Regions from separate parts of the Homo sapiens genome. Here region 2 is linked to region 1. The links are chromatin loops, found by intact Hi-C in ENCODE. Cell type or tissue: heart right ventricle. All regions are shown on one strand. Each heading gives the region's core, and the rest is flanking DNA. Links, peaks and the distances in the headings are about the cores only.

What was found. Hi-C counts contacts between places; a loop is a spot of excess contacts. Peaks named below come from ENCODE experiments on the same cell type or tissue, not always from the same donor. Only the 100,000 strongest peaks of a DNase experiment are listed, where the experiment ranks them.
Region 2: it touches region 1 in a loop (2.9-fold over the local background); 1 of 110 quality-filtered maps calls a loop at or near these places.

The regions. Positions count from the first base shown.
Region 1 is chr10:129,953,439-129,963,780 of GRCh38, reverse strand. It overlaps EBF3 (EBF transcription factor 3), which reads left to right. Exons shown (of 17, transcript NM_001375380.1): 1 at 1-146; 2 at 258-414; 3 at 776-839; 4 at 1,555-1,610; 5 at 4,774-4,847; 6 at 6,455-6,523. The coding sequence starts at 13. Among named protein-coding and RNA genes, the nearest start is that of EBF3, 5.7 kb to the left of the region's middle. RefSeq lists a silencer at 3,228-3,432 and enhancers at 2,855-3,526, 4,871-5,543. In heart right ventricle, for the core only: a CTCF peak has its summit at 5,528; DNase peaks (open chromatin) are centred at 1,560 and 2,152; H3K4me3 peaks cover 8,000 bases; H3K27ac peaks cover 8,000 bases; H3K27me3 peaks cover 7,428 bases.
Region 2 is chr10:128,920,978-128,931,319 of GRCh38, reverse strand. No RefSeq gene overlaps it. Among named protein-coding and RNA genes, the nearest start is that of LINC02667, 13 kb to the right of the region's middle. In heart right ventricle, for the core only: no CTCF peak of the experiment used is centred there; DNase peaks (open chromatin) are centred at 2,884, 3,299 and 4,459; H3K27ac peaks cover 2,501 bases; H3K27me3 peaks cover 313 bases.

The DNA.
Region 1 (10,342 bases), core at 1,345-9,344:
CCAGCAGTTTTCATGTTTGGGATTCAGGAGAATATTCCGCGCGGGGGGACGACCATGAAGGAGGAGCCGCTGGGCAGCGGCATGAACCCGGTGCGCTCGTGGATGCACACGGCGGGCGTGGTGGACGCCAACACGGCCGCCCAGAGGTACGTACCGGCCGCCCCCGCGCGCCCTGGCCCCGGCCCCGGCCCGGCCCGGCCCCCTCCGCCGGCCGGCGCCGCGCTCCTCACCGGGCCGCTGTCTCTTTCCTCCCGCAGCGGCGTGGGGCTGGCGCGGGCGCACTTCGAGAAGCAGCCGCCTTCCAACCTCCGGAAATCCAATTTCTTCCACTTCGTGCTGGCGCTCTACGATAGGCAGGGGCAGCCGGTGGAGATTGAAAGGACCGCTTTTGTGGACTTTGTGGAGAAAGAGAAAGTAAGTGCAAACACACGATCACACCCTCTCTCTTTCTAGAAGCGGGAGGCAGGCGGTGCCGGTGCGCGGGGGTTCGAGTGCCCCCCTAGGCGGCGGGCTCGGCTCCGCCAGGCCACCCCGCCGCCGCCACGTGCGGCCGCCCGGGACCGCCGAGGGCTGGGCAACTTCTCTGCGCCCTCGGACTTACTCGGGGCGAGGAGAACGCTGGGCTTCCAGCAGGAAAGTGACATCACCGCGCTGCTTCGAGCTAGGAATCCTGCCATGTGTGAGGCCGAGAGCCTCGGTCGCGGAGGGGGACCGAGCGTGGTGGCCGCGCCTGACACCGATCGCACTAAATGCAATTATTTATCGTTACTTTCAGGAGCCAAACAACGAGAAAACCAACAACGGCATCCACTATAAACTCCAGTTATTGTACAGCAACGGTAAGTGCCTGCTGCGTGCTCGCCGCCCCTGCAGCGGCTGGCTCTCCTTTTCTGCGCTGGTGAAAGGACATAAAGATTTGAGATTAAAATGACATGGATGTAAACACGAAATCTTCTCATGGCATAGAAGGAAAACAAAACATAAACGATCAATAAGTCGATGGCACTTCACATGATTAACCGGTGGGGCTTGAAGTAGAAAGTAAGAAAAAGATCGATACGGGCTCCAGCAGAACATCACTTTTAAGTGACTTTTTTCAATTTTGCAAATTAATGTTAATTATTAGGATGGGGGTAACTCCATAAACGGAGCATAACTTACTTCCTGTGAACGAGTTTTTTTTTTTTAAATCCTCGAGAGACATTAGAAAGAGTTCAGCCTCTCACTCAGTTTCCATTTGGTGCTTTTTCTTTTCTAAAAATAAACGACCACATGGGCCCACCGCACACAGCTACCAGGCCTGCTCTCCACCAGGCAAGTTCCTTGCACCTTGAAATGCAAGCCCTAAGAGCCTTAAGGTTCTTAGTTAAGAAAAGAAAAAAAAAATTAAGCGAGAAGTGGTGGGGTTCTCTTTCTCCCTTTCAAAGGGATTGCCTAAGTTCTGCTGCATCACCGTGGCAGCAGTCCTGAGTTACAGACTTCCTGTGCTCCGTGTGCCCTCCCCGAGGTGCAGCACTCAAATCCTGATGAGAATTTGTCTCTGTTTTTTTGCAGGAGTCAGAACAGAGCAAGATCTGTATGTTCGCCTCATAGATTCAATGACCAAACAGGTGAGAAAGTTTATGCCTCTGCACGAGTTTTCACTGCTGGGCCTGGGTTGTCCTGGGCTTCAGAGGCAAGGGCACTGACAAATGGATCTCGTGTATTTGTTTTCCATTGAGTTTCCTTGACATGCTAATGAGAATTCCATATTTATTGGAATGAATGAAGCGATTGGTAAAATAGTTTATGTTGTCATTAGAACAGGACATATATGCTTTATTAAATGTCTTGTGATTGGAATCATATTCTGTCTTAATTAATTATGGTAATTAATATTTGACAAAAATTTCAAGATGTCCCCCCTCTTGTTTATTTTTAAATGCTTCTCTCTCTGCTAGGAATCAGTTCATTTGGATTTTTTTTCCTATAACAAAGGCAGCTAACTCCTAAGCCCATCGAGTTGGACTTGATTAGTTCATTTTTTTTCTCCTTTCCAGTGTGATGGTCTAGTAACACGAGACGTTTATTTGGATTTAAAAGTTAAATGTGTTGGGGTGAAAAGTCACCTTGTTCTCCTCTAGTCCATCTTCACCTCGCAGCCCCCCAGCTCCATAATTCAAACTCCAAGCTCCAGGGGTCACTCCAACCCGTCCACTGCTCTGCCCCCTCTCCCACCCTCTGTCATACCTTGTAAATAACATAATTACAAGCAGTTCCTTATTAAATTATTTAACCTGTCTTGGTCAACTTTTCCGATGATAACTATTGGCTATCAGTAATGTGATTAAGTGGAGAAAAGTGCGTCACTGCTTTTTGACATTGTGCAGTCTCTGGCTGCTGGTTTTGTGCTGGGTGGTGTGTTGTTGTTGATTTGGTTGTTTTAAAGATTTCCCCCCGCCCCCATTTTCTTAAAATAGAGTGTTGTGGTGGGGAGGGGGGCAGGTCCAGTTTGTAGATTAAATCCACTCGGCACAGATTGTTTTAAAATATACTTCCAAGCTGGACTTCACACTTAGAAATGAAAGTGGCTTCTTCGGTTTTGATGCTAACTTTAAGAATTGTGAGCCAAGTAAAGGAGAGCTCGTTGGGGCTTCCTGCAGCCCAGCACATATGCCTCCCACTCTCTGCATGCAATTAGTTTGCACATTTTATTTCCCCTTTAAAAAGTTTGTCCTTACCTAGGTAGCAAGGGTGTTAGATTTTAATGCCTGCAGTGGTAAACCAGTGTGCTTTTCTCTTAGAGTAAAACAGATCTGACAGGTAAACTAAGGTCTTTCTGACAAAGACAGAGGCGGTGTGCCCTTCTGTAATTATTTCACTCGATTCAGAGAAGCCTCTGGAACTCCGGCTGCTGGTTGACAGGGTGATTTTATTTCCTTTGTATATAATGGCTAAATGTTTTCGGAAATCGCTATAGTCTAATTAAGAGGTTTATGTAGGCAGCCCTAAGTTTCTCTGTTGTTGCACAGAGGAGGAGGAGGCTTCGTTTTAAGTACACTTTTATTGTTCATTTAGCCTTGTACCTTTGCAGTATAAACAGGGCTGAAAATAAAGGCATTTAATCTCCTCTCACTGACGGGCATGGAGGGGCAAAAAAAAAAAAAAAAAAAGGAAAGAAATAGCCCAGTAACTGATCAAAGAGTCAATGGCGCTGAACCGACAGTTTATGGATTTCTGTTTGTGCTACAAAATAAAAAATAAATCAAATATAAATACGGCGATCCATCGGAGGACAAGCCACTCTCTCAGAAGCGCTGGTGCCCGCCGCGGCCACGCGCCCTGCAGCGCCAGGCGACTCGTTGGCCTGCGGTGACACCCATCACTTCTGTGGTTCTGAGCCGGGTCCAGGCAGGAGGCTGGGTGAGCGGGGTTCGCGGGGAACCTTCCCTCTTCCCAGGAGGGCAGCCCCGGGCTTTCACCAGAAAGGGCTTTGTCCGCCTGGAAGTAGAGGAAAGTGTCAGAAGTGCCCGGGGAGGTTGGAAGGAATTTCCAGATAATTTTCAGGGGTGGGGGCGGGAACCGGAGAAGAGGACATCCCTCCCCCTTCCGTGGAATTTTATGCAGGGAACTTGGAGCTCCCGGCCCCAGCCTCCCGCCCCTCCCCCAGTAGACTTTTTTTTTTTTTCTTTTCTGTTTTTTCGCGAGGCCAGTGGTGGAGGCCCAGCCCGGGCGGGCGGCTCCCGATCCCCAGCTCGGGTTCCCAGCGGCGGAGCCGGGCTGAGCGCGGCCGTGAGCGCACCTAGGGCTTCGCACCATCTGGCGGAGCCTCTGCTCAAAACCCACCCGAGCGTGCGCGCAGAGACTGCCTTTTTACCCGAGAAAAATCACTGTTAGCAGTTTCAAAATAAACACCAGATTGGCCATTAGCACTTTCTTTCCAAATATCATCCGGCGAGGAGCACGTGGCCGCGCGGGCTCGGGCGCCCTGGGGCCCCGGCACTCCTGCGGGGCGCTGGCGACGCCGCGGCCCACGTGCGGTTGCTGCTCCTGGGCCTCCCGCCTGGGCTCCCAGGCCGCCCGCAGCGTGCAGAGGCCAGGTCGCTGCCCACCACTCAGGGAGGCCCCGGGAGCTCGGGACGGCGGCCGGTCCAGGGCGGCCTGCTCCCCGCGGGCGCCTGGGTTTGGAACGCGGGAAGCCGCGGGAAGCCGCGGGGCGCCAGACTTGCTAGAGCCGGGGGAGCGCGCAGGGCAGGGCGGGCGCGGCCCTCGGCCCTTGGCAAACTGCTCCTGCGCCGCGACCATCCTTCCCTGCTTCTTTAGCCTCGGGGCGTTCTGATCGGCCTCTCCCAACATGCAGATTGGAACTCGTTGTAGACAATGGCCTGAGGACGCGGCCTGGCGGCGGCGCGGAATGCCGAAGGGGCCCGGGAGCCCCGGGTTCCGGGGTCGGTGCCAGCGGGCTCTCGCTCCTTGCGCCCCGGCCCCGGCCTCCCTCGCCCTGCCCTCCCCGCGGCCCGAGCCCAGTCGGCGCCTTCCCTGCAGCCGAAGGCCCCTCGCAGGCCTGGCGGGCGCCCGGGGGAGGAGGCTGGGAGGCAGGGGAGGGAGAAGCCATCGCGGCCTAGCCCAGCTCCGAGGGTGACCCCATCGGGAGGGTGGCCGAGGGAGGGGGGCGCATCGCCTCCCCTCGAGCGTGGTGCACCTGCTGCCAGCCAGGCCTGCAGCGCCCGGGGCGATTTGGCGCCAAAGCCGCGGGCGCCGCGTAACCCCAGCCTCTGCTTGTCCCTCGCGCAGGCCATCGTCTACGAGGGCCAGGACAAGAACCCGGAGATGTGCCGTGTGCTGCTGACCCACGAGATCATGTGCAGGTGAGCGGCGGGCGGCGGGCGGCGGGGGCGCGGGCTGCCTCGGCGCCAGCTGCGTCTACAAAGGACGCCGCGTCCAGGCGCCGCCACCCCGCCCAGCTCCGGGAAGGGCATCGATTGAAATGTAATCGGCCCGAGGCCGCGCGCCGGGCCGCGGAGGAGCCCGCGCTCCTTCCCCCCAGCGCTGACGATCAACGCGACCCGCTGCTCAGCAGAGCGGATTAATATGTGGGCCGTGTCGTTGCAGTGTAGTCAAAAATGAAAACAGGTCTGGGTGATGCATCCGTCCGCGGTGCCGGAGGAGTCAGGGATCACTCGGAATCATTTTACTACTTCCTTCTCAGGCGCTCGCATCCTGAGATATACAATTGTCTGTTATTGATAAAAAGGAAACTCTTTTGTACTTACTATAGCGCGCGTGTATGTGAGAATTGGATTGTGATTCTGTCAGTTAACCTCTTCCCTAGAGCAGCGATGCAGCGTTCGTGTCGTTGTTAGATAGCGTGCCCGTTACTTGAGATCTCTGTCAGAAGAGCAATTTCCCACCTGTTTTTTCTAACTACCACAAGAGTTTCACCCCTACATGGCAAATAAAAATGCATCATTGACTTTGTATGTGTGGCATGTGAAATATAGTTGCAAGGAATAGCAAGGAAAGCGTTGCAGGCTTCCAGGCTACAGTAGCAGGCCGCATACTCTGAGGGGCATACTCCGCCTGGCTATGATGCCGGTTGCCTAAATGCCATTTCTGAGCAGACATATTGTTACAGCACTAATATACAAAAGCTGACTTTTTCTCATATCAGGTAATAAATATAAATTACAACCAATAAAGTGGAATTTCTTTATTATCCACTTCTGCATGTACTGCAATTAACATAGAAAGCGCACAGATGTGATTTAAGCTCTAAGTGGAAGACTGTAGACTTTCTTTAATCACTTTAGCTGTCAGCTTTAAAAGGCTTTATATACTTTGCCTACCATATGGTGTTAATTTAGCTAATTTAGACATGTAACCATTATACAAGTATGCTTTTTTAAAATGCAAGAAGCATAACATTTTTGTTTCATTTCTGCTTTAATTAAAGTTTCAATAACAGAGTTAAGGTAGGCTTAAAGAAGGAACAATAGAAGTTTGTGATAGATGGATGCATGCTTTTGTGGTTATAATTAATAAATGCCCCAAAGAAATATTGGTTGAAGGTGGCATCTTGCATCTTTTCCAGAAATAACAGCTTGACAATTAGAGGTAAACAAAAGCCGAAGCTGTGAAAAGTTATTCCCAAGCCTCCTGCCTTCCCTTCTCCTCAGTTCATTGCAAAGACAAACACCGACAACATGTTTTCCATATTTTAGCATCACAATCTATATAGTACTCTGGTTACCCTCCTGGTATTAACAGATAGGTTCAACTTTGCTCCTTCCGGTAGAAAGTTACATCGTAAGTTTAGCCGCAGAACACGTGAACTCACTGGGTTTAAATTCTCCAAACTGCCTTGGTAGTTGACTCCTACCGCTTCATTGTCAGACGTCAGAAAAAAAAAAAAATACAAGTCGGGCATAAAAGGGGGAAATGCATATTAAAACCACTGTTTACAATTGCTCCACAGCCGGTGCTGTGACAAGAAAAGTTGTGGCAATAGAAACGAAACGCCCTCAGACCCTGTAATCATTGACAGGTAAGGATGACTTCTTTATTTTTCAAAACAAAACCGCAGCAGCAACAAAACGTTTTGCCTTGCTTGGTTTCCAGTTGCTCCATATTTTTGAGGCTGGTGTCGAGCCCATCTTGTGCATTGCACCATTTGTTGTCCGCGTGTGTTATCATGCACAGGTGGGTTGACTTGGAAACCTGGTGGCTCGCTCTGTGGGGATTCAGTAATTGCTTGTGAGTTGTCAAGGGAAGCAGTTTCATCTGCCACTGCTCTCGCTGTGAGGAGCACTTTATGCCTAGAGAGTTTCTGGCTTTAAACCTAGAGATGTGTCATAAAATGCTTTTTGCTAATTTGTTAACAAGTATTTCATTTTTACATTATTTTTATCTCTGATGATAGTTGAAGTTGAGACTTGGGTGATGTTACTGTTGTAATTGTTGCCCAGCGTTAGAATGAATTTAATCTGCTCTCAATTAGTTGCAAAATGTGTCCTAATTTTTTTCCAATTGTAGCTGTCGTTTTATGTCAAGTAGCAAATATGTAACTAACAAACCAAACTTGTTATAATTGAAACTAATTACACATGCTGGTTACATGTTCCAACATTAATTTTCATAACTCGATTAGCTGTATGCATTCTTTACATTTGCTGCTCTTCATCTTGCTGTTTCTCATATTCCTTGGGCAATGCTGCATCCTTTTAAGATACCAATCAGTAGCCCTAATGGTGCTAATGTGCATTTGGCATAGCTTTAGTTGAAGCAACAAAAACACCACCACCCTCCTCGCCCAGCCCTCTCCCAACTCGCTGGGTTTCGGTGCCGTGCAGGAGAGGAGGATTTCTTTCTTTCCAACAATGGGTAGCAGCAAAAGGCCCAGCGTGTGATTGACTGCAGATTTTGAAATTGGTACCCAAATTGAATAAATGTTAGACGTGTACATATGACACCAGTTTTGCGAAGCAGAGGTTTAGACGGTTTTGAAGAGGGGTTGAATTTCCGCAGCTTTCATTACAAAGTTATCTTTTGATCATGAACTTTGCTGTCCAGTGTCTGAAAAATTAAACCCGGAAAACTCCATGAGTTAAGCCTAAAGAAATATGCGCCACCAGTGGAGAGCAATGCTAATGTTTAACTAGCTGGAATAGCTGTTTGCTTAGTGGAGAATGTTCGGTATCTGACAGAAGGGACAGCTCTCTTATTAGTAATCAAATAGGGTTGACCAGTTGTGGCTGTCACTCAGGCAATTGAGAACAAGTTCAACACTTTATAGAACTCGAACTATGAAAATCAATATAATTATATCTGTCTTTAGTGTTGTGGCCATGGAAATCATATAGCCTTAGATTATTGTCTTGTAACTGAATTTATTTTATTTTCTTGATTGGCTAGAAGTGTTTGAACTATTGGAGTCTTGTCTAAGTTGCTTGAAAAGGCAGTGCATGTTGGCTTTAAATGAAGGATTGCGAAAGTGTTTCATCTTTTGTGTGATACTTTAAATTTTAAAAGAGGACTTGTTTATAAAGTGTGAGACTTCTAGCATGCCACAATGATGAAGTAGCCATGTTGATTTGGCTCACATTTTGGATGCTGTGTTTTCCCTTCAAAATCACTTTGGATTTGTGCAACATTCAATCCTTTATTGACTATTGATGCTGAATAACTTTTAATACTCAGTGTTCATCATATGGTGGGAAATATTTTCCCCAGATATGCAGAAATATATTCCTTAATTCTCGTCTGAATGTTGTCTTATATTTGGTTAATTAAAATATGTGCTAAGATTACTCATATTTTTATAACCTAAGAGAAGTGTGTGATTATTTGATATTCTAGAAGCATGAGAGGAGGGGAAAAACGTAAAAACATTTGGTTAATGGGTTTACCATGTTTATTTGAATAAGGAGGATTGAAGCTCCATTTACGCCTGGCATAAATGCTTTGGAGGTCTTAATTATTGATGAAAAATCTGCTCTGCTCCTAAATTCAAAGATATGACAATTTTATAGAAATTTTAATCACCGTCTATTTTAGGGATTTTAAGGTGAGGGTAGTTTTATGAAATGACAAATACAATGTACATTTTTAGCATTCTTAAGAAAGCTGTCACTTAGAATGGCAAAGTACTATTAGCATTGTGTTGTCTGTTGTAAATCCCTGTGAAATGATTGCAGTATTGGCACTGTCTCCAGCTTACGGCATATTTCTACGTGAAAAAAATGAAGAATTTAGTGTTCACTAGGGCAAGTTAGATTAATCAGAGAAAGAGGAATACCTATAGGAGGGCAATCTCTTTAGACTGACACCGTCTTTTGCAACTGAGATGCGTTTCAGTTTCATAATGATAATCATTTCTGTGGGGTGTATGTTGCCTCTGAAAATTAGTTGCTTATGTTGAGTTTCTAGCCTGTCTTTTCTCTTGAGTATTGCAGAATAAAATGTCCCACCAGACTGGGGAGTCAGTTTCCAGGTCCCCATCAGCAGTGTCTCATTTGGTTAGTTGGCTTAAAAAAGAATTATATACAACGTGCTTTGCCGGCTCCTTGTGGCCTTTGGATACATTTAGCAGGTTCTGACCAGATAAGGCATATTTGTCCTGAGGATATAAACCAATAATTCCAACCTGAATTGAGATCAATGGGCCCACATTTGTTCCAACCCACACCGAGCCTCTCCCGGCACGTTGAGACTGCCTTTCTGTGTTATGAGAACAGAGAAGTAAGCTCCTCGCTCTGGCAGGGTAATCACATTCTATAGACTCTGATGCCTTAAATCAATTAATTACACAATTTAGTTCAGTTATCTTTCAGAAGCATTAAATACTTATGAATGGCATGAAGACCCTTCAGAGAAAAAAAAAGGGGGGGGGGAAGTGAGGCTGTTTCCCATTACAAAACCATTTCATGCACTGCAAAGGTTTCACTTATGTTAACTGTTTTCTTTCTCATAAAACATTGCTAGAGGAACAAGTTTTTAATAGCACCATGGTTATAACTATATGCAGTATATTTAAAATAATATAACAACTTACGGAGCAAAGAAGAAACATAACATTGTAAAGTAAAAAGCATGGTCAATAAAGAGATACTACAGGAAAAAAGTATCTATGGTAGATTGTGTGACCTGCAGAGAACCAAATGCAAGTAAAGGAAGAGTGCACACACACAAACACACATGTACACCTTCTGTACATACACACACAAATGATTTTTAATGGTATTGCTGAAAAGGATGGGAGTATCATTTTCCTCGTGGAATAATGTTTTCTGGGAAAACACAAAAGCAGATGGTCTTCATTAGGAACACCCATTGTCCACATATCCCAACTATGAACAGATAAATCTCTCCTGTTTCACCCGTGCATTCCAAGGGCTGCAAATGATTCCAGGATGTCGGTGTAGCTGCTAAGCCAACACCACACTCTGGCTCCCATCACTTGCTCGTGCCATCCCGGTCTGTTTCCCAAGGAGCTCTGGAAATGCCCAGGAAGGTGTATACTCCTTTTCTCCCCCTCCTTGCTTGGGCTGGGTGGATGGAAGGTGCAAGGTCCAACTGTTGCAAAGTGGGGAGGCCAACTGTAGGGGTGGTGGGAGCAGGGGCTGTGGCTGCCCAGGCAGGCCGGGCACACGCAGGGGCTCCATGCAGCGCTGGGAGCGGGCTCGGCGGGGCGGTTCCAGATGGCACCGTCTCCGGCGTCCCACTCGCTGGCATCTCTGCGGCAGGCGGTGCCCCCTCCCCAATCAATCTGGCATTAGTCTATAGAGTTGGGAGACTTATCATTCCAAGTCTGTCCTACTTTCCTGTCTGGAAGCCAGACATCTGTTTATCCCATTTTCTTTCATAC
Region 2 (10,342 bases), core at 764-8,763, 1.0 Mb after region 1:
AAAAATAAAGGAAGCAGGAAGAAACTTCCTCCAGTGGTGAAAGGTAGGTTATGGCCTTGATTGTGTTGAGGGTTTCATAGCCGTGCACTTATCCCAAACACATCACATTTTATACATTAAATATCTACAACTTTTTATATGACAATCATATTTTAATAAAGTAGTTTTAAAAATAAATAAAATAAAGTCAAGGGGAAGTAGCTAACCTATCCTGGCAGAGAGTTCAAACACGCCCTTCCAGCCTGCAGACACTGAGCAAAGTGGCTCTGAAACAGAGGCTGGAACTGGAGCCCTGCAGGGACACAGGAGGCTGACGGTTCAGAAATTCAGACAGGCGATAGTCTAGACAAAGGGAAGCTTTTTGTGTGTTCATTGGTAAGCAATGAACAGAAGATTTTGTTATTGATTTAAATAAAAAGAAAAGAAAAAACAAGATGAAAGTTTGCAATGGAGAGAGGGAAGTTGTCTCCGTGAATCCAAGTGGTGGCTAATAATGAGGGGAGTGGCATGTGGTGACTACACAGCAGCTCCTGCTTGCTGGGGACTCTGATCCATGCCTTGGCTTCGGTTTTGTTTCTTTTGTAAGCAATGTGGCTTCCACTCTCTGTTCCTCAGCAGCATCCCTCGTCGCCGTAAGAGGCATCATTGCCTCTTCACAGAACTGTTAGCATCACAGAAATTAGCATTAAGTGACACAATATGACATAAATAATACCGATGCCAATATCCACAAGAGATTAGCTCTATTAACCTTTCAGTTGAGCTGGAAGCATTGCAACTTTTTGACCCCCTCCCCCCAAAAAAGCTAGTGATGTTTGCTTTCAAATACACAAACTCAAAGCACCTGCGTTTAATTTTCATCGGGAGCACCATTTTCATTTCTGAGCTGCAAAACTTCCGTGCTTCTGGCCCCTACTATGTCAAAAATGCACAGTGGCAGATTGGCATATTGAGCTATTAATAATTTGCTATATGTGTTACATATGTTGCATAAATGAACAGTGTTCTATCACTATTTCTTGACACTGGGGCCCTTGGGGTGGCAGGCTAAGACCCAGATCTGTCTACAACCTGCCCGTTCTGGAAAGAAAGGGAAAAAAAAGTGGCCCCTTAGAGCAGAATCACATTCCAGCTTGCAGAGCCAATTTTTCAGATGTTCACTCTTTCCTGTTCCTTGTTCCTCCACTCAGACCTCATCTGGCCATGATGAAAAATGATGTGATGCAATTTTTTATTCTACGCTTGACACTCTCATGGAAGGCAATGTGGTTCATTGATTCCAAACTCCAAAAAGGTCAAGAAATGAGGAACAAAATTTTCTGGAAGCAGCCCAGGAAAAACTTTCAACTTGGACCACGTATACCCAGGAAAACAAAACTGCTAATTGTTACCCCTTCTGTTGCTATTAAGCTTCAGAGGAGCCCTGAGCATATGTTTCATGAGCATGTACTTTTATATTAAAACATTATTGGGCCACCAGATGAAATGTATATTAAGTGTCTAGCTGAAAATGGACAGTAGGTTTAAATTTTGACAGCAAACAGCTGTAGGATTTCTTGAACTTAATTCAAATAATGAAATCAATAGGTTATGCTACAGTTTCAAGTTTCCCCAAACAAATTTATATGAAAAATGATATTAATTTATTTGAGATTACTTCAGCCAAGAAAGAGATTTTTCTCTGTCACTTCTGAAGGGTAGTGGGGGAGAAAAAAATCTGAACTATTACAAAAAATGTAGCTTGGATGGTTTAGAGATCTAATAAACAAAATGTGGCTTTTCAGTTCAGATTAATCACAATTGCCTTGTTTACCCGTTCTGCGGCGGCAACAATTTTTGAAATGCTAATAAATTAGGTCTCCTTTTTATCCCCCACGTTGGGAGAACAGCCCTTTCCAAACCTAATGTATGTGTCGGCAGCATGCCCAAGTTTTTCTCTTTTCATACACACTTTTAAAAAAATGCCACACAGCAGTGAGCCCCCTGTTGAATAATTCCAGTATGAGTAAATCCTGAAGGTTAGCAATCCAAGTTTAAGCCAAATGGTGCCAGATAAAAATTCCAATTTAGACACGGTTCCAATTCACACTGCTTTCAGCCTGTAACCTTCCCCGAACAGTGCAGCCAAAAGATTTAATAGTGTCACCAGTAGGGCACGCATAAATAGCAACTTTTATTGGTCACTATTTTGGAAATGTCAGGAGGGCTACAATATGGTTCTGGTTTGCATTCAGCCTTCACTTTGCTCACCTAGCTGAATCTTGGAAAACGTTTTTTCACTGTGACATATTGTAATTCCTTGTGAAAAAGCGTTTTCACCCACGAGACTTCTGATGTGGGACTTGGCACTATATTTTCTAGTAGTGGCAAGGAATCCACATCCTCTCATTGAATCTTCTGTAGGGATAACTTCTGTCCTGGTGGCCGTGGGACCCACACGGTCTTGCTCTCTAGCAGAGAGGAGAGATTTGTACCTGGAAGAGTTAATGAGGTGTCCACTGTAGGAACAGGGTATTGGGGTTCAAGGGGACAAGAGCAGACCCACCTGGGACGTGAGACAGACTGAAGGCGGAGGGCCTCGCAGATGGTGGAAGAGGGAAGGGCATCTGTGTGAGATGCGGCCAGCATGGGCCAGAGACTGGGGGAAGGGGAGGCGGGAAGTGGGCGTTCTGTTCAACACAGTGGTTCAGAACTCAAAAGCGGTGTTTCAAAGAAAGTCCTCAGTCCTTGCGGTGTGTGTGCCGCGTGCAGGAGCAAGACGCTGCCATCCCACGATGACGTTTCGCTCAGTTCATGCATGTCCTCGGAGGTGCCGTGTGTCTGTTCCAGCTTGTGCGGCGAAGGAAGATCTGCTCACCTCCAGGCACCATCCCGGAGTCCGCGATCTGGTGCGCGGTGCGTGCTCATTTGTTACGGCTGAAACTTTCTGCAAAGAGCATTTCAGGGCAGCACCCCTCCCGGTGATGGGGCCCCCGGCCCCGCACTTTCTGAGAACCAAGGGCGGTCTCAGAGAGTGCAGGTCCTGTCGCTCTAGGCCCTGCCGTGCCCAGAAAGAGGCCAGCGTTTTACTCCAGACGAATGATTTCAATACCATGTTGGAACAGTGCTCCTCACTCAAAGATTTCTGTCCCCACCGCTCGGCGGCTCACTCAATCACCTTCACCGTGAGAAAGCTCCGGAGCCTGGATACCTGTGGACACAGGTGAGGAGCCGGTGACACTGCCATATGTGCCCCCCAGCTGGCCTGGGGGCTCCGCGCTCCCTGGGCTGAGTTTGCCTCCGAGGGCTGGGCTGATCCCGCCCCCTTGGCCTGCCGTAGGCGGTCCTCAGCTCTCTAACCTCGGGGCAGCTGGGCCGGGCTGGAGCGTGGAGGATGGAAGCGGAAAAACCCTTCAATCCTGGACAGAAACAATCCCCTAAAGACAAGCCCAACTACAAAACCAGTCTAGAAGGAAAACCCGTCTTGTTTAAGGAAACGTGAGAGCTTTTTCCTATTGCAAAGCCAGCTCGATTCCCTCTCCTTTTCATTTATTGGTGACTTTAACAAATGTTTTAAACCAAATTTAGAACAGCTGGTTTTCCAGAAACTGCTGGAACATAAAGAAAATGCTTCGTTTGGTGCCATACCCAAATAAACAGGGGTTTAAACCTCAAGCTCTGACGAAGTCTGGCCTCTGGTGGCTCTGGTTACCGAAAAATTGGCCTTTGTTCAAGGTGGATGGTGTATACCTTGCCAGATTGAAATACCTCATGTGTATTTCGCAATGAGTGCAATTGAATTAATAGATACTGCCTCTCTAAGACCCAGGTGATTTTCCTATAATGTGACATGGACAGAGGAATTAAAAACACCATGGGTGGAAAGTCTGTGTCACTTGTCCAGGTTTTCAGACAAGGGCAGACCACTTACACGTTCTTCTCTGGAAAAAAAAAAAATCTCACCTTCCTACATGGTATAATGATGGGCTTTGTTTTTTAAAATCTGTGTCTGGTATATATGTTCTTTTTGTCTTTCAGCCGTATCACATTTCCTTTCTTCCTCATCATCTGAAACTGGCTTCCGGAATTAAAACAAACAAACAAAAGCTTCCCAGATTGTCAACATTTTAACTCTGGAGGAGAACTCCATGCATCTGAAGCACCCCCTTCTTAGTGCCGGAGAAGGTGGAGCTATTCATCACTTCTGTTTTTTATTAAAATAAAATAAAATTTAAAAAAACCTAGCCTGCAATCAGAAGAGGGAAAGGATTTCCCCCCAAATATGACTCTGATGGTTTAATTCTGGTTTCTATTCCCCTAGCAGCACTTACTTGTTAATATGCCAGATATCAGGGAGCAGGGATCACTGAAAACATGTTTATGAACGTATTAAACTCCGCGTCAGGACCCAGGGCCAACGATCCCCTGGACAGCAGGACCGAGGCTGCTAAATGAAGTCCACAGGCCGCAGGCCAGACCTACCCCGCAGCAGCACAGAGCGGGGGCTGGAGATAAAGCACGAGTCAGAAGCTCAGCAGAAGCATTTCAAATGCCCACTTAAAATCAACACGGGAGTGTGATCTCATGGAGCCTGGGCTCCATGGCTTAGAAAATATAGACCGTGTGGGCCAGGCACGGTGGCTCACGCCTGAAATCCCAGCCCTTTGGGAGGCTGAGGCGGGCCGATCACAAGGTCAGGAGATCGAGACCATCCTAGCTAACATGGTGAAACACCGTCTCTACTAAAAAAAATACAAAAAATTAGACAGGCTCACTCCAGCCTGGGTAACAGAGTGAGACTCTGTCTCAAAAAAAGAAAGAAAGAAAGAAAGAAAATATAGACCGTGTGATGCAGCCTGGTGTGGGCACCCAGGGTTGCTTGTGTTAGGCCACATCTGTGGCTACAGAGGTACCTGAGCAAAACTCAGAAACGGCCACCAGAATGCTGGCTTTGACTGCAGGGGACTGAAATTACTGCAGTGAGGTGAGATTTCCCTGAGAAGTGTTGTCCTTTTACTAAAGCATAAAAGAAAATCTCTGAACCCAAATGCCTTGCATATTAGCCCCTTCTCATGCTACTAATAAAGACATATCCCAGACTGGGGAATTTATAAAGGGAAAGAGGTTTAATGGACTCACAGTTCCACATGGCTGGGGAGACCTCACAATCATGGTGAAAGGCAAAAGGCACGTCTTACATGGTGGCAGGCAAGAGAGAATGAGAACTAAGCAAAAGGGGAAACCCCTTATAAAACCATCAGATCTAGTGAGACTGATTCACTACCATGAGAACAGTATGGGGGAAACCACCCCCATTATTTGATTATCTCTCACTGGGTCTCTCCCCTAACACGAGGGAATTCTGGGAGCTACAGTTCAAGATGAGATTTGGATGAGGACACAAACAAACCATATCAGCTTGACTTTGTAAAGAGTCCACTACTTTGACATTTTAGCTTTCCTTAAGGAGCAATAATTTTGCTTGGCTAACAGATCTCTTTCACAGTGTGGTAAGGACTCGAATTTTGAACAGAGCCAGACAGGCCATTTGCAAACAGAACCATCTGCAAATGGGCCCAAGTTACTCCCAGCACAAGTGAGTGGTTTGCCTTGGTGGCCCATACAGTCTCCTCTAAGTAGGGGACTCTGGCACATCTATAGTTTATGCTTATTCACCTGCTTTAATCAGTTTAGTGCTCCCAAATGTCCCAGTTCAGAAGATCAGTCATAAGGCCACCCTGGCTATGAGGCATCTCCATGTGTGCGAAAACACTGGCTCACTTGCTGGGCTGGCACTGGGCTGGGGACATGAACGTGAGGACTGAATGTAAGGGAGAAACACTGGTGACTGTCACTGGCAGTGGGAATGCAAAGCACTGAGCACCTCAAGGTCCTTAGTTAGCCTTCTCAACTTCTGTTGCTGGTGGAGTCTGAGGTGGCCCGAGTTTTCAGCTGGAAAATTGCATAAGCCACTTTAAAGAGCTTTGAGTCAGATGTGGAAACCTAGACTCAAGATGAGCTTTGAGTCTAACTGCTGTGTCCTCAGGACCCTTACTGGAGCCAAGGAATGCGTGAGAAGTGCCTCTGGGCCCAGCCAGAAGAAAGGTATGGAGTCTGAGCTGTGCCTTCCTGAGAATAACCTGTTCCTGGCCTCTGAGTTCTGCCTGCTGTGGGGATATGACATGCTGTATCCAGGAACCAGTGGAAGGCAGCTGGGCTGGAGAGCTAGCACTGATGGGTGAGCAGCCTCCTCCGGCTATTCCTGCAGGCAACATCCAGGCCAGGCAACACCCAGGCCAGGCAACGGCAATAATCGGGACACAGAGAGAGCCCAAGGGATTCAGTGACTGACAAGCAACCAGCTGGGGGCACCTCATCTCCTTGGCTGGGGAATGATCTTGACCACATGAAATAGAAGTGTATTGGGATGCTTATAGGTGAGACGAGATTCAGAAGCAGTCGTACCTCCTCTATGCAAACCAGTTGGCCTATGGAATGTCTAGCTGCCTTCCATCCTTCTAGATATGGTCAGCAGCAGCAACTTGTATGTCCCCAGTTCTAGGCACCCAACTCTGGAGAAACAGGTTTCAATACTAAACAACAGGAGACAGGTTTGATAGTAATTTCAAACCCACCTACCCACAATAAACAGGTGACACTGGTCACCAAACACTTCAATCACACTTCCGTCAGCAAAATATTACCCTCGGTGTGAGTATATGGATGTGCTTTTAAGTAGATAGATGATAGATAGATAGATAGATAGATAGATAGATAGATAGATAGATGATAGATAGATGATAGATAGATGATAGATAATAGATAGATGATAGACAATAGATAGATGATAGATAGATGATAGATGATAGATGATAGATGATAGATAGATGATAGATAGATAGATGATAGATAGATGATAGATAGATTATAGATAGATGATAGATTATAGATAGATAGATGATAGATGATAGATGATAGATAGATGATAGATAGATATAGATAGATAGTTAGATGATAGATAGATGATAGATAGATAGATAGATGATAGATGATAGATAGACAGATAAACAGATAGATAGATATTAGTAGATATGTCTTGTATGGTATGCTTTATAAAACATACACAAAATACAAATTCTAAAACCATGAGTTGCAAAAATTATAAATAGAAATTTTAATGTTTTCTTCCCATACCCATTGAAGCTTCTTCACCCCGCACTTGGAGACTGCTGTTCCAGAGCACAGAGGTCTGAGTTTTGAGCTGGCCATACCAATCTCAGTGTGACAATGGGAAGCTGCTGGTGCCCCCTTCCCCGTCTCCAGGCCTCTGTTTCCCTGTCTGTGAATTGAAATGATTGAGAAGAGAGTAGATCTGATGTGCTGTGGGATCTAGGGACTGAGATAGACATGGAGACAGAAGAAGAGAAGGAGGGAGAGCAGAAGATGGAGAGAAGACGGAGATCAAAGAGAGCAGGAGAGGGAGAGAAGAGAGAAGGAGATAGAAGCAAAGATAGAGAAAGAGAGAGAGTGAAAGGAGGACTGCATAGATAAGATAGCTAGTTAGTGATAGATAGATAGATAGATAGATAGATAGATAGATAGATAGATAGATAGATGATAAATAGGCTCCAATTTTCAGGAACCAAGCTAACCAGCCAGCTCCATGTAGCACTGCCCAGCCATCATCAAAGATGCTGCTACCCCTACATCCTTTGCTGTCTGTGACCACTGGGCCCCAGGCTACTATTTGCTCCTGGTTGGGGGTATGGGGGACTTTCCTTCTTCCTTAGGCTCAGGTTTCTTGATTGAAACTGACTAAAGGAATCAGCTTTTTTCATCCCATGAAATTGTTCCTCCGACTGCTGGAGACTCAATAAGTGGCTGCTGCTGCGTGCCCCAGCATGGCCTTGGGGCGTTTACATATGAGAGCACTCAATACTTGCCCAAGAGGTAGGTGTGATACTGTCACCATTTCTGTGTCACAGACAAGGACATGAGCTTCTGTTGGGTTAGATGACCTGCCCAAGGCCACATACCCAGCAGGAGAAGGTGCTACCCGCCTACTCCCTCCACACTATCCCTCGGGCGTCTCTCTTTCCAGCTGCAGGTCAGGAGTGGGTGCATGGACACTCCATTTATACCTGCACTGCATATTGAAATGGCTTCAGGGAATGCTCAGATTCTGTTGGTATTTGTGCCTTCCTCTAGACTGTCAGCACTGCAGAGCAAAGCCCCCATTCAGTTCCATTTGGGTCCCCGCCCCACTGCCTGCTGAAGAGATGGGATCTCAGGTTTCACAAGGGGCTGGTGAAGGTCACCACTCTCTGTTGGATCCTGCAAATGGTCTCCAGTCCAAGTTTCTTAAATTTCCAACTGGCTTGGAGCAGTTCATTATTGAAGGTCTGAAATGGCTGAAGCATCCAGCGTCCCTGCCGGCTGAGTCTGAAGCGATTCTTACTGCAGTTCATGCAGGAGGAAGTGTGTTCCTACACCATGCCACCCAGAGGCGATGCCCCGAGGAATCTGGGAGTTCCCATGCTCGCCCGGGGCGGGGGCTGGCTCTTACCTCGCCTTGAAAACCTGGAGCCTAGGGTAGTGCCTTTCGCAAAATAAACAAATCAACACAGAGCATTACAAAAGACTAAAAGTAATACAAATGTTTCCCTTCAGTTTTACAGCTGAAATAAATACAAAATTCTTTCAATTACACTTGACATTTTAGACATTGCAATTTTATGAAATGTTGCTGCCATGTATTAAAAAGTTCCAGCTCTATAACAAAACAGTCTTAAGCTTTTGAAACAACTGGAAAGTAACAGCCAGGTCAAAGGAACATAAAATACAAGCAATGACATATGTAAGCTATACTTGGAGAATACAGTGATTCTGGGAACACATTGCCCAACTATGATTTCTTAACACATAATATTCAGAGAGCAGATGACCTGCTGGGGCAGCTGCAGTCCCAACACTGACCTGGAGTTGCATCAAGAGAGCAAGCTGCCAACCCCATCTGCCTGCCTGAGCGTCTACATCTTCAAAAGATGGAGAAGGGGCCCCAGAGACTGTTTTTCCCCCAAAGTCCCTGAAACAGACCGGGTGTCACTTGTCAATAAAGTTTCATGTGGCTGAGGCACTCATAGGGTGTTTGAGTTAACTCTGGACCAGCAAGGGCTGCTCTTGTGTCTGGCTCTGTCATAACGTGGCCAGTGATTAGTGTAGAATGTTCTAGATGCTCCATGTGGAAGGGACTCTGAGGCCTCAGAAATTTGGGTGTTTGCCTGCAAAGATCTCTTGGAAAAGATTGGTTTTCCCCTCTCTTCATCTGTTTCATCACCAAATAATTTTGGTAAAGGATATTGAACGAGATAATAAACTCTTCTCCACTCAGTTTAAATTTGATAAAAGTAAATGCCAAAGTGAGTGTCGGGCAGATTGGGGTGTGCAGAACTCACAAAGGAAGTGGCTAAGAACAGATCCCACAAGTCTCAGACTTCCAGCCACATTAAGGACAGAGCGGTCGTAAATGGAGCTATAGCCAGGTACCCATGCTGTGCAGGCATCCTGTGGGTGCTCTGCCCTCTGTTCCCCCAAGGTGAGAAAGGGTGTCCAGTGAGAGGAGGTGCCTCCATGAACTGCATAGACTCTGAAGCTGCAGGAGTTGGAATGCTGCCCAGTCCTGCCTGGGAGAGCTCAGGGGCCACTGAGCCACGGGGTAGGCTGTGACCAAGAGAGCGCAAGTTGCTGCTGCCCAGCTGGGGAGTAATGGCTCCCCCTCACCCCCATTGTAGTCAAAATCTGGGAGTCAGCACCAGATGCAGAATCCCGGAAGGAGGGGAGGGATTTTGACCTGGGATCTGGGAACATCAGGAGCTCTGTTCTGACAGGCAACAAAAGTCTGCGTTGGGTGGACAACCAGAAAGTTGCAGGCTGAGCAGGGACTAAGTGCACAGAACTCTGGTGAAACAGGTGCTGTGCAGTGAGAACACTATCCATCTGCATTTCGGAAACCAAGACCCCATGGTGGGCTCTTTGTGTGTGTGTACAGATGCAGGCGTATTACATGTGCCATCTGTATCTATGTCACATGGTGATATACATACACACCTTGATAGAAAGCCAAGAGAGTATGCTTATGTGTGAATGTGTGTACATACATGCACATACATGTATACATGTATATAATCAATAAATATGCATTACATATATCCATGCCCCATAAAGATACTATATGATATGGTTTGGCTCTGTGTCCCCACTCAAATCTCATGTCGAATTGTAATCCCCACATGTTGAAGGAGGGGCCTATAGGGAGGTGATTAGATCATGAGAGCAGGCTCCCCCCTTGCTGTTCTCGTGATGG